Linked DNA regions of Homo sapiens: region 1 is linked to region 2. A link is an interaction called in ENCODE POLR2A ChIA-PET data of the cell type or tissue named here. Cell type or tissue: Panc1. All regions are shown on one strand. Each heading gives the region's core, and the rest is flanking DNA. Links, peaks and the distances in the headings are about the cores only.

What was found. ChIA-PET counts read pairs that join two places held together with the same protein. Peaks named below come from ENCODE experiments on the same cell type or tissue, not always from the same donor. Only the 100,000 strongest peaks of a DNase experiment are listed, where the experiment ranks them.
Region 1: POLR2A ChIA-PET joins it to region 2 with 17 read pairs; 2 of 35 experiments call an interaction of 5 or more read pairs at or near these places.

The regions. Positions count from the first base shown.
Region 1 is chr4:181,262,750-181,271,102 of GRCh38, reverse strand. LINC02500 (long intergenic non-protein coding RNA 2500) reads left to right here and starts at 6,074. Exons shown (of 2, transcript NR_149139.1): 1 at 6,074-6,158. In Panc1, for the core only: no CTCF peak of the experiment used is centred there; no DNase peak of the experiment used is centred there.
Region 2 is chr4:181,314,860-181,323,212 of GRCh38, reverse strand. No RefSeq gene overlaps it. Among named protein-coding and RNA genes, the nearest start is that of LINC02500, 54 kb to the right of the region's middle. In Panc1, for the core only: no CTCF peak of the experiment used is centred there; no DNase peak of the experiment used is centred there.

The DNA of each region.
Region 1 (8,353 bases), core at 88-8,087, 52 kb after region 2:
TCTTTCAAATGAATGGTTTATCCACTTTGATCCTGGTATGTCCAATTTTAATGCTTTATGCTCTATAACAGTGGGGGAAAATGTCAGAAAGCAATTTCTAAAGAATTTGTATACTATTTACCTAGTAGGACAATAAAATCAAAAAAAGTTTCTCCCGTGTATGAATAGGAAAGAAACCAATCTACAACATCTTCATTTGACTCATTTTATAGTTTTGGTTTTGAGTGTACCTTTATTTGGTAGCTCTTTGAGAATCTCATATGTAGCCGTTAGAAAGCCAGCCATTTACTGATCAGTTACTTGGTGGCAAGCACTGTGCCAACCTCTGTTTATGCATTTAATTTTCACAGAAATGCCTAGGATGAAGTAGTCACTTTTATTCCCATTTTACAGATAAAGAAATTAAAGCTTAGCAAAGTTAAATGAGCTGCCTAAGGTCACTCAGTAAGGAGTAAGTCAGGGTTTGAACCCAGAGCTATGCACCCACATTATTTCTTGATTTTAACTGTTTTAGAAGTTTTTGATAGTAAATGCATGGTTTAGAAAAGGTTTGGGGATGGTATAATAAAGATTATTTTCTATAGTATAGCATTTGTTTGAGAATAGTTAAGACTGAATCCCGAGTCAGGAAATAAAAATGTATAGCATTAAATTGGTCAACATATATTCTCTTGATTTTCTTAGTTCAATAACAAAATTTCATTTCTTCAAGTAGAATGCTAAGGTATAGAAACAGGAAAGACAAAAGATTCTATGCATACATACATAAAAGTCTAATTTCAGGAGGGAATGTGTTAGGTTATATTTGAATAATACACATTTGAAATACAAAACAATTCAAAGTTTTCTTTAAAGGAGAAGAATAATATTTTCCATCTGAGTAAAAAATAAATAAGTCAATTAATTAATTAATTAATGTAAGGAACAAGTCACCCATGTCTTTGACCTTTTATGCAGTATTTCACCCCAGAATGTAATGGAAACACCAATATCATCTTAACTATCGTAGCACCAGCAGGCCTTTATGCAATATAAACTTTCTTTCTCCTTTTTTAATTCTCTTCCAAATTGAACCTAGGAAGGCAGAGATGGGTCCTTGATAAGGTTCCTTGAACTGCTGATTGCAGAAAAATCAGGCGAGATTTTCAAATTGACAATTTTTAGATTGACAATTTCATTCCATGGCTCCTTCTGCGTTTCTCTGCTCCGATTTTAATTATCACTTAGAATAAGTGTACTGGATATATACTTATCAACTGCTCATTTCCCCTGTGGACCACACTGTGGGTTACAAAATACAATTTCCATTTTGTCTGCTGATGGCCTAAATAAGGTGCATACAAAACAACAAGGATGGGCTTCTTAATTTAGCAGGGTAAAATGTTCATATAACAGTGGCCCTGGGGGCTAGATTCAAGAAGAAAGAGAAATAGATTCTACCTCAGTGGAGCTGAACAATTTCCAAAAGATTTAGCACACAAAAAACTGGGCCAACCCACACTATGAACAATTAGAAAAATTCTAACAATAATGTAATTTTTTAATATTCTTTAATACAGGGCTCCATGGCATACATGTAATTATATCTTATATGATATTTTAAGCAAAACTATCATAGGCACAAAAAGCGTTAAAGAAATATTAAGGATTCGAATAGCATGGCCAAGAAGGTATTAAAATATTTTGAACTATAAAATATAACATATATATAAAACGCATCATTTTATTTAATTCACAACATTAGCACCCTCAGTGTGTAAGTATAATCAATACTGTGATCAATATATTAATGTAAAAATATATGAAAATTAAAATTGTGAATAATTTCCTTCTATTTTTAAAAATGAATTTTCTCACTAGTGAACTATTTCTCAATCTAATTTCCTCTGAATACATGGCCTTTTTCCAATAACATGCAATATATATTATAAACCATAATTCTTATCATAATCATCACTGCAACAAGTATCAGCCAAATTTAGTGAGTTATCATTATCAGCTAAGTCCTAGGGATCCAGAAAGTTATACGATATGGTCAGGTTTTGGCAAATTAATGGGATAATGACTGTATATGGAAAAGATTTAAAAAGTCATACAAAACAATGGAAAAAGCATGGTGGTTATGGAATATCATAAGGGTTCATGAAGAAATTGGAACTTGAGGTGGACATTGAATTCTTAGGAATTCACAAACCTATGTAAGAATGCGGGGATACTTCACTCATATACTTTATGCAGTACAGCAAGAACAAAGACAGAATTTGCTTAAGCCCTTTGACTCCAAACAGTTTTGAGTAATAGGTGAAGAATTAAACATTTAATAAAGGGTTATGACTATTGACCTAAGTATGGTATTGGTACTTTATGTTGGAGGTAGTGAAGGATCACTGAAGGCTTTTGTGCAGAGGGAATGATACTTACAAGCTTTACATTTGGGAAATCCATTTATTAGAAGCCTGACATTACAGAGGAAGCTATAGAGAATAGCTAGGACAAAGAAAACTATGTCTTAAATGTAACGTTTTCGTTGTATGTGCTTGGCATTTTCTTATCCATACATGTTACATTTTCTTGTTTCTACACTTATGATCACATCAAAATGTGACTTGTCTATACTTGTGGAAACCAAGATAAATGACAATTTAACAGAAGAATGCAAGAGATATTCCAAAGACACCACATATCATCTAAAGAGAAGTAGACCTTAAGTATACTTCAGAGGACAGAGAAGATTTGATTATGTTGGGAGAGTGTCAGAGGAGAGAAGGCTTGTTGGGTCTGTACAGGTGTTCATGTCCCTATTTCTGTATCATGAAGGTTAAAAAGAAGTAACGAACAACTTATGTAGTTTAAATTGGACTTAAATGCATTGATTTTGTGCTGTTCTTGTCTATGTATCTTCCCAATTAGACACAAATCAATTTGCACTCTGAACGGTGTTTTGCAGTACCTGGGGTGTGGTTGGTAAAAAAACACTTTGACTACAATATATTGTTGACAAAAGAGGCATCTGCACTGACAAGGAAGAAATGATTGTATTATCTCAGTTGTACCTGAGATGTTTCTATATATCAATGAACACATGAAAATTATTTATGTCTACTACAACCCCACTATTATGGAACCATTCACTCTAAATAGACTTACTATTTATTGCATTTGATAGTACTGAGAGAGGCAACAACATAATTTATAGTGTAATATCAGTATATAAATAGCAACATAATTTATAGCGCAAGTAATATCAGTATAATCTCCAGCCTGACCAAAACCTAGTAACTTAGGTTTACAGCAATAAACACAATTGGATAAATTAAAGCCAATTCAGGTGTTCTGTATTATTTTCCCTTACATTTAAGAAGTATATGTATTTAAATTTCATTCTATGTGTTATTATTTTAAAAACTCATAATCAATGAAATAATTATATCTATTCACACAGAACTGAATTTCCTTAGGCTTTTGAAAATCTAATTTGACCACTTAAAACATCTCATTCATTCATTCATTCATTCACATATCCACTCCCCAAATATTTATTATTCAACGAATAAACACTGGTCACCTTGATGAACAGTGAGAAGTAAATAAATTTTTCATGGAACTTATATTTTAATAAGGAAAGACAGATAATCAATAAATGTATAGGATGTATAAGTCAATACATGAGATGCCTAATGGTAATAAAATATGTAAAAATAATAAAGCAAGATAAAGGGCATAGAAAGTGCTGGGGCTGTCATGAAGGGCTTGTAAGGCATGGTTTATTTTACAGAGAGTAGTTAGGAAAGGCCTCATTGATAAAATACCATTTGGGTAAAAAAGAAAAACTCTGAAGGAAGTAGTGACTCACACAGGAATAAAACTTTACTTCCCATATCTTTATATTAAAAATTTTCCTCGTATATTAGAAAATACTCCTTATCCCAAAATGAACACCATAACGATTTGTGACTAAATTTTCCAAAGTGTCTATTTGTAGGCTAACATGTCTTCTTGGTGTTCTGTCTGCCAAGATACTTAAGTGATCTTATACTTCAGCTTAATGAACACTTAAGTTCTTACCCTACATAAGACTCTTTTTGTCTGCCCAATAACCATTTCTCCAACAACTCTTAGAAGCATTTTACCTTTCCTTTGGGAGTTGAGCATTCCTCATTCTGAAATGTGACCCAGGTCTGGTCAATCAGGGTGGCCAACTTCTTCCAGCTCCAGAAACTGACTCAGAAAATGCTTATGATACAAGAGAGGTCAATCAGAATCTCTAAGTGTCAGCCCAGATGTTGTGGGTGAAACTATGGAAATATGTACTCCTTTTTGCCAGATTTCCTTATCATTAGATATGTACTTAGGATGTAAGCCTGAAGTTTCTGAAGTTCAACTTGTCAGTAAGAGAAAAGACAGTGTCAGAAAAAAAGCCAAAGGAGAGGAAAGCAGATTCGAGAACTGTACGGGAATCCCTGACAGTATTGTTTCAACAGCTAGATCCAACTAGGCCTGAAGCTGCTACCCATAGACTCTATGAGATCCAACAAATTACCATAGTTCCACTAACTATTAGGATCACCTTTATTATACTCACAAGTAGAAGCCTCATAACTAACACAAAGAACCAGCTACCTCAATTCTACTTACTCTACAGTTTTTAAAAGAAAGAAAAAAAGATATATGACAGTAAGAATGGCTGTTTCACTATCCTCTCATCAGCCTGCTTTTTATGCATTTCTTTGTGATGATGATCATTTGGTTACTTTTGAGTAGCAAAATATAGTTTTTATTTCAGCTCAATAAATATTTTATGTGCACTTAAATGTATAAGAAACTTACCTTGCACTGGGAACATACAAAAATGAAACAAGACAAGTTTCTCATTCTGAACACACGGTATTGAGCTTGCATGACTCACAGTGTGCAAATTGTATAGCCAAAATAAAAAAAAATACTATATAAATCCTATGAGTACTATTTCCCCCATTAGATATTAAAAACACTGAAGCCATGAATTGTATTGTTTTTCCCTAAGTTTCATCTCTAACACTTGTGTCTAGATTATTAATATTTGTAGAATACAACACATATTTTTCTTTGAGGCCTATCAGTCTGGAAGTGTCTTCTCGGGACAACTGTTAAAACAATGTGCAATTGCGACCGTGGTTACCTCTCATTCAATTAGTAACTTTATCTGCTAATAAATGATTTTTCATTCATATCTGGAAGACCTTGAAATCCTCCTAAACAATACATTTATAATGATGCAGTGATGGTTTTGAGATAAAGTATTCTGCAACAATGTCTTTTAGGAAAAAAAAAAGATTCTTATGAGAAAAATAGAGAAACAAAATATAAGTCAATATACTAAGATTAAGAACATAGATATGTATTTTCTCTTCCTTCCCACATCTCATTCTTTCTGTAATAAAATGATCTCAGCACTCGCACTGCCTTCTGATTACAGCAAGATTGCAAGACTTCTGCAGCTTTCCTACTGCAGAGCTATTTCTAATACCACACTGATCCTGAAATGTTTGCCATCTCCTTAAAGCACCTGCTGTAACTCCCGGCCATACTCTTCTCCCCACTTTAAAAACTAGATCTAACCCAACCATCAGGCTAAAAGTAGGAAATACAACAGTTTGAAGAAATGCAAAAATTTATCTTGTATTCTATTAAACGGCAGGCACTGCTGAAATAAGTTATGCCTAGGCACTTGGGTTCGGGTAAATCAAGTAACATGATATATTTTTTACGAAGGGGCTGTTTTAGCAAACTGGGCAGACCTACTGCTCTGATTTCTCATGCATTGTTTTACTCTCATTAAAATGTTTTTGGTTATACGTCATTATCTTTTACTTATCCACTAATGGTCTACAGACACACAAATATCAGGCAGGTGAAGTCTTCCCCCATCCCCCTCCCCCAATCCCGCTGCACCACTGCAGGCCTGGGTAGTAGCAAACACACCGATCTGCGCCCTGTCACTGGTTTAGGAAGCTGAGCCCCAGCCGCTGAGCCGTTTTCTACCGGCTGAAGCACGCATGCTTCCTTTGCTTCCTTTGCTTCTGCAAGGGAACAATGAGCAAGTGCATGTGTGGGAACCCTCCTGCCTGCTGGGCGCTCAGCTAGGAGTCCCAGAATACCAGACACCATTATATTCAAATGTAAGTACCAAAAGTCATTTTGACTTGAATATAAATTATTCTAGCTGCCATGTTGGATCACCGGCACTACTGCTCCTCTTCATTAGCAGTGATAATTGAGCAATGACTTTCTAGGTGCTTAAATCACAGTATGATTAATGGTGTATGTACCTATCTTGCTTGCAAGCTCCCTATTTGAAGGAGATTTTTCTTTTACATTTAATTATCTTCATCATCTTCAAACACGAAACACTCAAAGCACTGTGCTTATAAAACCTGGAGACCAACATTTTTAAAGCGTCTCTTGACCGGTCCATCACTTTGCCACTGGTGTTTTCAAGGTACCTTACAAGACTTATTTAATAAGAAACAAGAATGAATGCTACTGAATGAGACAGAAGAAATGCAAATTGCTGCTATTTCATTCCTTAAATTGCATACCACTTATATTCTTCTCACCTATCTTAATGTTGGTTTATAGGGTTCCTTTATTAGGATATGAGATTTAGAGTGTAGAGTTTGTGATTATTTTTCTAAGTTATTTTCGGGCGCTACCATTAAGATGAGAAGCCAAAATAATCAGCTAGAGATTGAGCTGAATTAGGAAGAGATAGTTGCTTTTTTCCCCCTTTAAATCCCTTCCTGTGTATGTCTAACAGTGCAGTTCTACCCAGAACACTCCCAGCATCTGGCCTATCTTGCATTCAATTCACCCAAAAGTTATAAAATGTATAATTAACGATGTGGCCCTATATATAGCACACTGACACCTTCACTAACTTAAATCTATAGCTTATAGGTGAAAGTAAATAGAATAAGTTATAGGTATTATTAGCATATGAGACCAGTCTGAAGAAAAACATACAAAAAGTAAAATGTCACACTTCCTTTTCTCTCGTATTTTATATTTTGAGAATTTTAAAAATTGCTAAGTGCAGTAACACTTAGAAGAAGCCACATCTGATGGGACGGTTCTTTTTTATGCTTCTTAAAAGAAAAAGAGCCTTTGTTAATGTGCTTTCCTTATTACTCTAATTTTCTGTTGGCAGATCCCTGCTCTCAGACCCCTGTAGACCTACTGGTTCTGGAAAAAAGCTTTCTTCTTCGGTCCCCTGAGTAGGCTAGTGACAACTGAAAACATGCAGGTAAAACTAACACAGAATGGTCGTTTCAGAGCCAATTTTTTGTGGTGGCAAAGATGTGCCAGCAGGTTTGCTCATGCTGCTGGGTCCAGGGAACCTTTTTGACAGAGTCCCCACCCCCTCTTGCCTAAATCAGTAGAAATGATTTGGAAATCCTTTTGGGGAATTATTTCATTTTCATTTTGCTTTGCTTCCCCTTATTCTTCTGAAAGCAGCATTTACATGCTCCCTGCTCAAATTTATAAGAGCAAAACAAAACTTACATAACTCAGAAAGTCAGTAAATTCTTATTTCGTTGGCAAAACGAATCACCTGTTTCCTTGACTCAGTTCAGACCAAAATTAAAAGCACTCAGACATCCTAATAAATACCAGAGCAATGGGCATTTACAAAATCATTGAATGGAAAAGACAGAAAGAATGGTTAAAAAAAATTGTAACCTGCAATAGGACCATCCTTAAATATATTAATAGTATTAAAGATTTATTTTGTTATTCAGTCTTCTACAATGTCCCTGTGAGGTTGAGTGCCTCCCCATTTTATGGTTGAAGAAACCAAGACTCGGAGATGATAAATAATTTACTCCAGTTATATTGCTGGTAAGAGAAAGAGCCAGAATTCATACTAAGGTCTGAGTTAAGTCCAGGTTTTCTACATGTGATATCGATAGTATATTTAAAACAACTAGCATGATGAATATTTTGTACCTAGCTAGAGTATTTCTAGCTGCTAGAGATTGGGAGAAACTCATATCTATGTATTATGAAACTTCACATTCAAACCTATAATTTAAAGAAAAATATCGTCATGTTACTAGGATAAAATTTCACTTTTTCTCTTCATGGTAATTTAATTTTAACTAGTAGTTATCAGCCATAATACCCTGTTTAGTTTTAACTAAAATAAGAAATCAAGAAAGTAAAGAGAATTTGAAGCTTAGAATAAAAAACCCAAATGTTACCACTTATAAATTAAACACAAACACAAAAGAATGTGATAAAATCGGGACAACATCTAACAGTAGGAATAGTTGGTTGACTACGCTTTTACTCCTATCTAAATTGATGTCATATA
Region 2 (8,353 bases), core at 215-8,214:
GTCCCATGCACTGGGTACATCTAAGTTGGGACTGTGTGAGGTTATTGCTTTGTAGGTCGGAAGTTGTAGAATATTGGCAATTTATGTAGTTCAGATTAAAAGTATTCTCACCTTAACAAAGAAACTGGGACTCACAAGAGTTAAATAATTTCCTCAAGATCAGATCACTAGCATCGTGCCCAATAACATAACAAACTGGATGGTTTTTTCACTGTGCCATTCACTTTCTTAGGAAAATTAGCTTCCAAATATTAGGAGATCCAAATGTCTCAAAATCTGCAGATACACATTATTTCTATTCTGTGCTTAAAAGTAGCTCAATCAAGTACGTCAAAGGGACACAAGAGCCTCCTGAAAGAGCCCCTAAGGCCCAAAGTTAGAACAACTTGAGCAACAAAATAAATAAGGTAGCATTGGATTACAACCCAAAGTATAAAATATGTGTCCATTAGTACAAACTGGTCTTAATAAATGATTGAATAAATAATAAATGGGGGAAATTGACAAATCTCCTGTGTAGAATGGCAAGTAATTTATGTAGTTAGTCTGCCCCTCAAGGAGGTGGAGAATAACGCCCCACTCCTTAAGTGAGGGCTGTGCATAGAGATTTTCTTTAACTTTGCGGTGGAAAAGCCTGACAAACGCTACCTGAAGTCAGATGATCAAGGTTAACGTCAATGGTGATAAGTCATGCTGATAGTATATACCCTTGATATGATGTGATGAGAGCGGCACTTTATCTCTGTGATCTTCTTCACACAAACTCATAACCCCAGTCTAATCATGAGGAAAACATCAGACAAATCCCTCCTGAAGGACATTCTGCAAAATACCTGACTGATACTCTTCAAAGCTGTGAAGGTCATCAAAACAAGGAAAGTCTGAGAAACTCAGAGCCAAGAGGCGCCTGAGGAGACCTGACAACTAGCTGTCATGCGTGGTATCGTGGATGGGCAGGATGCCCAAGATCTTACATTATTTTTAACTACAGTCCATACTTTATTCAGACTTTTCTGGGTTTTAACCTAATGCCTTGGGACAGAAACAGGGCATTAGATTAAAAACCAGAAAAGTCTGAATGAATTGGGCATTAATGTGACCAATGAACCACGCTAATGAAAAATGCCAATAATAGGGGAAACTCGGTATGGGGTCTATGGGAATTTTCTGTATTATCTTTGCAACTTTTCTATAAATCTAAGTGTATTCAAAAAATTTAAAATATTATTTGAAAAGTAAAAAGCAGCCAATCATTAGAGCATAATCGCTTAGTACATACATTCAAATACATCACGATCATAAAAATATATAGAATTTGATATATGTTTCCTGTTATGGAAAGACAGTGTGCTTATATATTTTTAATAGCAATCAAAAACAATTATTTTAAGGATTCAAGCAAAATGAGAAAAGGTCATTCTGAATACAATATGTTTTAAGCATGTATATTTGTTATAGAACTTAGGTTTGACAACTCAGAGTGATATGAATTTTTTAAAAATCACTGGTAAATGTTACTGATATATGCAGGCATTTCAAAAGAACATAAAGATTGATTAAACCATTAGCAATATACAAGTGCTTTATTATATCATAAAGTAAAATATTGAGCATAAATAAAAATATATTCATAACATGAATTCCTCAGAGAATTCTTTCCTAGTTCTATGCTTACTCTCCTTATCTATCTACAGGTTGTTCAGAGGAAATGGAGATACAATACCGAGAGTAAAAAGATATTCTCTTCATAGTGATGTGGAAAAGTGCTGGGCTATTAACCGAGTCAAAATTATTACATATTATTTAAAGAATTAGACTATTTTCTACTTAAATTTAAATTAGCCATTTAAAAAATTAAAATAATGCAAAAGTTGAAATAGTGCAAAAACTGAAATAATGCTACAGTGCTCTGTCTACAAGCATTTATAAAGACCTCAACTTCTTTGTTTTTAGATAATGGTATTCAAAGTTTATTTGCTCACTGTGATAAATTCTAATGCCCTCACAGTCCAGCACAGGAATAAAAAAGAGTCTAGTCCCATGGTTATTTTTTCACGGTTTCTGTTTCCTACACTGTATGTGAAATGCTTTTCAGATTGTTTAATGAATTTAGACTTAGAAAAGAAACTGAATATTTTCAACAACTCCACAAGGTACACTTAAGAACACAAGATATCTTCAGAAACCTCCAAAATAATCAGAATGGCCAGTAAGACTTCCTGAAAATGCAGATGAAGCTTGATTATGTATAAAACTCTTTGATATAGAAATGCTTAAAATTTATCAAGTAATGTTGCTGAAGAATGCCATGTATTCCATTGCTAATATTCTTCTGCCTAAAAAAAAATCCAGGAGGCACTTATCTCAAATGCAACACATTCCCCTTTATATAACATCTTTAGAATGTAGTCATTTCATATCATCTATCACCCCGTCACAATTTTCTTAAGATTTCTAACCTCTCAAACTTACTTCTCTTATTACAGACCACATGATTTATGAGTACTGAGAGTTACAGAGACAGCTGTGAGATTAACATTGTAACCTATCCCAGATCACCTGAGAAACTGTTTCTTCTGAAATACACTGTCACATTGAAATGGAATTACAACATATTTTGGGGGCAATTCTGGCATGTGCTTTTAAACTTACTCGTTCAATTGTAAAGAAAAATAGAGTAGAAATAGAGAAAATTGTGCTACATTTATTTGCTTTGACTTCCTGTAAAAATAATGTGGAGGTTTAATCAACGATTCATCATAATAAGATAGAATTTCACTTATCTAACATCTTACAAATTTTCTATAAATAATACATACTTACAGAAGTCATTAAGAAAGGAAACAAATGACTAATTTTAATATTCCATTGGAAATACATTAGAATCCATCCTTTTGTTAATGCTTTTGTGCTACAGGAATGTTTTAAACTTCAAGGGAAAGATGAAGTGTAACAGTACATTTTGATTTGATATTAAGTGTTAAGTACCTGAGGAGAAAACTGTGAGAATGTGTTGCTTAAAAAAATTTATACGGTGATATTTTAGAAATAGAAATATAATAGATTTATGGCAACTCCTTACATTTTTTTTTCGTAAATGCTCACAACAGATACCAACCAAAGGTGTGCAAATTTATTATTCCTGAGTCTTTCTGGTGGAAACCTAAAATAGAACAGCTGGCTCCACTAGAAATAGCTCTGATCTTTCTAGAAGAGAGAGATGCTGGATTCCAGGTAAGGAGTGTACTGAAGATGAAGAGTAGCCTGAATGAATGAATAGCTTTCGCCTATAAGCGTTAGCCACCCTCCAAACTATCACCTGTGTCTTTGCTACTCAAAGTGTGGGCCACAGGCCAGTGGCAGCAGCAGTACCCGGGATCTCGTTACACACAGAAAATCTCAGGCACCAGCCCAGCAAGATTCCCAAGTGCTTTGTACTCACATTGAAATTTGAGAAGGACTGGCCTGTACCGATCCTGGTTATTCTCCCTGCCTACATATTGGAATTGACTATGGATATTTAAAAAAAAAATACTGGGGTTCAGGTCTCACCCTAAGACAATGACAGAAGTTCAGACAGTTTAAGTGAATTTCCAACATCACACAGCCAGCTCTGAATCTTCCACAGAGCCAAAGCTTTCTAACTTATGCCTTACCTATAGTATTTCCCCCATTCAATTTTAGGAAGTTCAGATTTTTCTGAAGGTTTTACAATTCTCATCTTTCACTGAATAAAGATTTTGGGAGTTTGTCTGCTATTAACTGCTAACATCAATTTTCAATTATTTTTTTAAGAGCCATCTCATAGTTGTACCTGATGCAAACTAGATTGGTTTTACTTCACTTTCCAATATAGACTGCACTTTGAATCATGAATTATGAATAAATATCATCCACATGACTATATTCTGTGTCTTTTGTAGTAGTGATATTAAAAATCACAATATATTCTGCAGCAAAACCAACAATGATTAAATATAATAAAGCGATGAAATGACAAGGATTGTGATTGCTGAGAAAAACAACTGTGACAGTGAATCTTATGTGTCACACTGACTGGGCTGCTGGATGCCCACATAGGTGCTCTGTGAGGGCGTTTCTGGAAGAGGTTAGCCTTTGAATCAGTAGAGGAGTAAAGAAAACTCCCCCTCACCAATGTGATGGGCATGGCCCCATCCGTGGAGGGTCTAAACAGAACAAAAAGGCTGAGGAAGTAAAATTCTTTCTCTCTCTTCCCCGTTTTTTTTTTTTTTTTTTTTTTTTTTTTTTTTTTTGAGATTGAGCTTTGCTCTTGTTGCCCAGGCTGGAGTGCAATGGTCTTGGCTCACTGCAACCTCCACCTCCCAGGTTCAAGCGATCCTCATACCTCAGCCTCCCAAGTAGCTGGGATTACAGGTGCCAGCTACCATACTCAGCTAATTTTTGTATTTTTAGTAGAGACGGGGTTTCACCATGTTGGCCAGGCTAGTCTCGAACTCCTGACCTCAAGTGATCCACCTGCCTTGGCCTCCCAAAGTGCTGGGATTACAGGCATGAGCTCTCTCTCTCCTTGAGCAGGGTCGTTCGTCTCTCTTGTCTTGGGACATCAGAGTTCCCAATTCTTGGGCCTTTTGACCCCCTACCCCAGTTCCCAACCCCGAACTAAATTACACCACTGGCTTCCCTTGTTCTTCAGTTTGCAGATGGCGTATGGTGGGACTTCTCAGACCCCATAATCACATGGAACCTATTCCCATAATAAATCTCTCAAATCAATCTCTATCTCTCTGTGTCTCCCCCTGGCCGTGTGTGTGTGTGTGTGTATATGTGTGTGTGTGTGTGTGTGTGTATATATATATATATACACACACACACAGACACATATATAATATATATATGTATATGTATATATATGTATGTGTGTGTGTGTGTATATATATATATCCTATTTGTTTGGTTTCATTGGAGAACTCTGACTAATACAACAAACAAATAAAAAATCAATTAAGAAGGTAGAAGTCTACTCTTTTATTATATGCTTAACTACCCAGAATAAGAACCAAGCAGTGCTGATTTGTGTAACTTCATGATGGTGGAGGGGATGGGGGACTAGATTTGCTCTAAAATCAACCAGTTTCTGTTGGGTTTTTACGCCCAGATTAATTGTCTGTGTACCTATATCCAGAGATGTGGTAGTGCAGATGCATAGTTCCTACCTGTTGACATTTGCTTTAAACATATCTAGCTTAATCATATGGTTTACTGTGCTCTTCCCTCCCAGTTTTACATAAATTATAATGCATCACATCTGGAGTGACATGGAGAGAATAAACTATATGAGCTCAATAGCTATCGACTGTCTTGACCCCAAACATTTTCCATCGCTACCTACTTTCCTCTAGAATGGATCTATTTAGGCAAACCAAGGCTGACTGGCTGGAGGATTAGAGGCTGCTTCCTCTTTCTTGCAACTAAGGTTTGAACCAGCTGAGTGTCCCTTGGATATCACTGTAATCCATCTTATTTAAGGTGGAGCATTTGATTTCTTCACCACCAGGCCTCCCTTCCACTTCAGGAAATAATCCTCTTTCAATCCCCTGCTCATTGAAATAAAAATACCATCTCATATTAATACCATCTTTCCTGAAGAAGCTCAAATCATTTTTCAGATATTTCTCTAATCCTCACAGCATTCCTATAAGGTAGGTAATGTCCATACAACAACTCTTCTCAACCAAGTCAGAATGATTATGCAAGGGTATTAGGTGCCCATGGGTATTATTGAACTGACTTTCATTTCCCCTAAAAATATATTTACTGGGGATTGAAGCAGTGCATTTATTTGAAAATATATTTATATTTGGGCTTAAGGATAAAAATTTGACTTGGAATAATGACTGTGTTGTCCATAGTATTTTGACACTGATACAGATACATTGCTTCTAGCAAGATACAATATAACTCATTTGGATACTGTGAGTGTAAATTTCTAAATTGGCAGGTATTTATCACATTGAAAATATTAGGGATATTTTATGGATTCTACGAAAGAAAATTGTGGTATAATCATTACATAAAAATCATCTTTTCTGAAAAAAGTTGTGATTATTATAAGGGAAAATAAATTTAAAAATGCTTAGAGTGCTTCATTTGGAGATCAGAGTGCTATATATAATGGCCCAATAATTTGATCTTTAGGCATAATATGTATCTTTCCTAAGACTAAACAATAATATGTGGATTAAAACATTTCAAAAGATTTGAATTGACTAAAGAAAAAATATCTATTAAGTAGAGCATTTGAGGCATGTTCAAAACATATTGTTAGGTAATATCCAAAAGTTAAACCAAAGACAGCCTTTTCTAGTATAGCATAAAGATAATAATTTTAGTAACACACATAGTGCTGGCTATAGATTAGCATTCTCAGCACATTATTTCATTTATTCTTCTAAACAACAACCATTATCCTCTGTCCAGAAGAGAAAATTAAGGCCTCGGTTCAATCACTAACCTAATGCAGTAGACTGTGATTTGAACCCATGCTGTCTAGCTATCGAACTTTCATTCTCTAATCCTACTGCTCTGTATATACTTTTACTGTATACCTAAAGTGTAAGCCTCTCTGTAAGGACAGTGTTTTTAAATTAAGTAATGTTAAGAAAGTGTTATAAAGTGGAAAGAGTTGCTATAGTTGATTGCAGAATATCCTTCCTTTTTGAGGAAGGAAAGCTAGATAAATCCAATGTGCACTGGGTGGACTATTGTTCACAGGGGTGACACTTTCTTCAAAGGCCCCTCAGAGTTCTATCGTGCTGTCCCCATGTAGCTTCTATTGGTGGACAGCTCCACCTCTTCTTGACCTCAGCAAGTGATATCATTATATTCTCAAGGGGAGGACTGGAAGTTCGGATGAATAGTATTAAAAACAAACTAACAAACAAAAACCCCAACTGTCTTTTGTTCCATAATGCGGAAAATGAAAATCTCTGTGAATGGCAATTTAGAAGTAGTAATACTCTAAATGTCCCCTTTAAAATAACAGATCCGTTAAGGATTAGGAACAGCAAAGTTTAACAAATTTAAGTTATAAATAAAAATATTTGTTGACATGATTAAAATATAATTTTCTTTAATAAAATTAAAATAACAGAAGTAGTCATTATTTAATGTGAACTATATTCCAAGTACTGTGTTAGCTCTTCATATGAATGATAAAATATTCCCATAAAGTAGGCACAATTATTAAGTCCATATTTCAGACAAGGTAATTGAGGCTAAGAGAAAGAAAGTACATAGAATCAGTAAGTGGTAGAATCAGTAAGTGAAGAATTCAAAATCAAGCTGTCTATGTTTTAACAACTGTATTATTATACAAATGCTGATACGTTTCTGAAACAAATGAATATTCAGTGTAAGCACACTTAAAATGGTACTTCAAAAAATATGAGCTCAATACAGGTATCAATGTTTATGATGATTTCACTTAAAATTACAATCTCACTCTTGAATATAAATGTAAACATTTTAAATGAAAAATATTAACAAAACTATTACAACAATAAAAAATACATCATGCTCAAGTTAGTTTTATCCCAGAAAGACAGAAATATAAAAATATATTAATATATTTACATATGGAAAATATATTATATTCCATATAAATAGATTAAACGTGGGAAAATATATGATTATGTCAATAAATGCAGAAGATAGTCAATAAGATTCAATATCTATTCATGATTAAACCAGCTTAAAAAGCTAAAAGTGGAAGAGTCCCTACTAAAGATGATAAAGGATATCTATAAAAACCCTACAGCAAATATTGTATTTAATTGTAAAATGTTTAAATGCATTCTTATTAAAGTCAAGGCTGCAATAAAGCTGCTTGCACTAAATATTATACTCAGGGCAATAAGTCAAGAAGCAAAAATAAATATATGGATTAGAAAAAAAGAAATAGAGTTTGATGGAATAATTGTTAACCCCTAAAACTTAAATATCTGCTAGACAAAACATGAGCACAGATAAGAAGGCATAACAAAGTGGCTGGGCATAGGAATAAATACAAATATAAAAGTAATATATGTTTCTATAGTCTAACAGCAAACAAATTACACAATTTTTAAATAACACTTAAAATAGCAACAATATATACAATATTTAGAGATTCCTTTAATAAACGTCTTTAGCAACCTTTTTTGAAACTTGGTAAGCTTCCTTTAAAATTCATAGAAGAGCAAAGGCCCAAAAATATCTGAGACATTTTTGAAGAAAAACAAAGTGTACATGAGACATCAAGACTTATTCAAAACGAGGGAAATTATAGCAATTAAAATGATGTGATAAGAGTTCAAAAATAATAAACTAGATC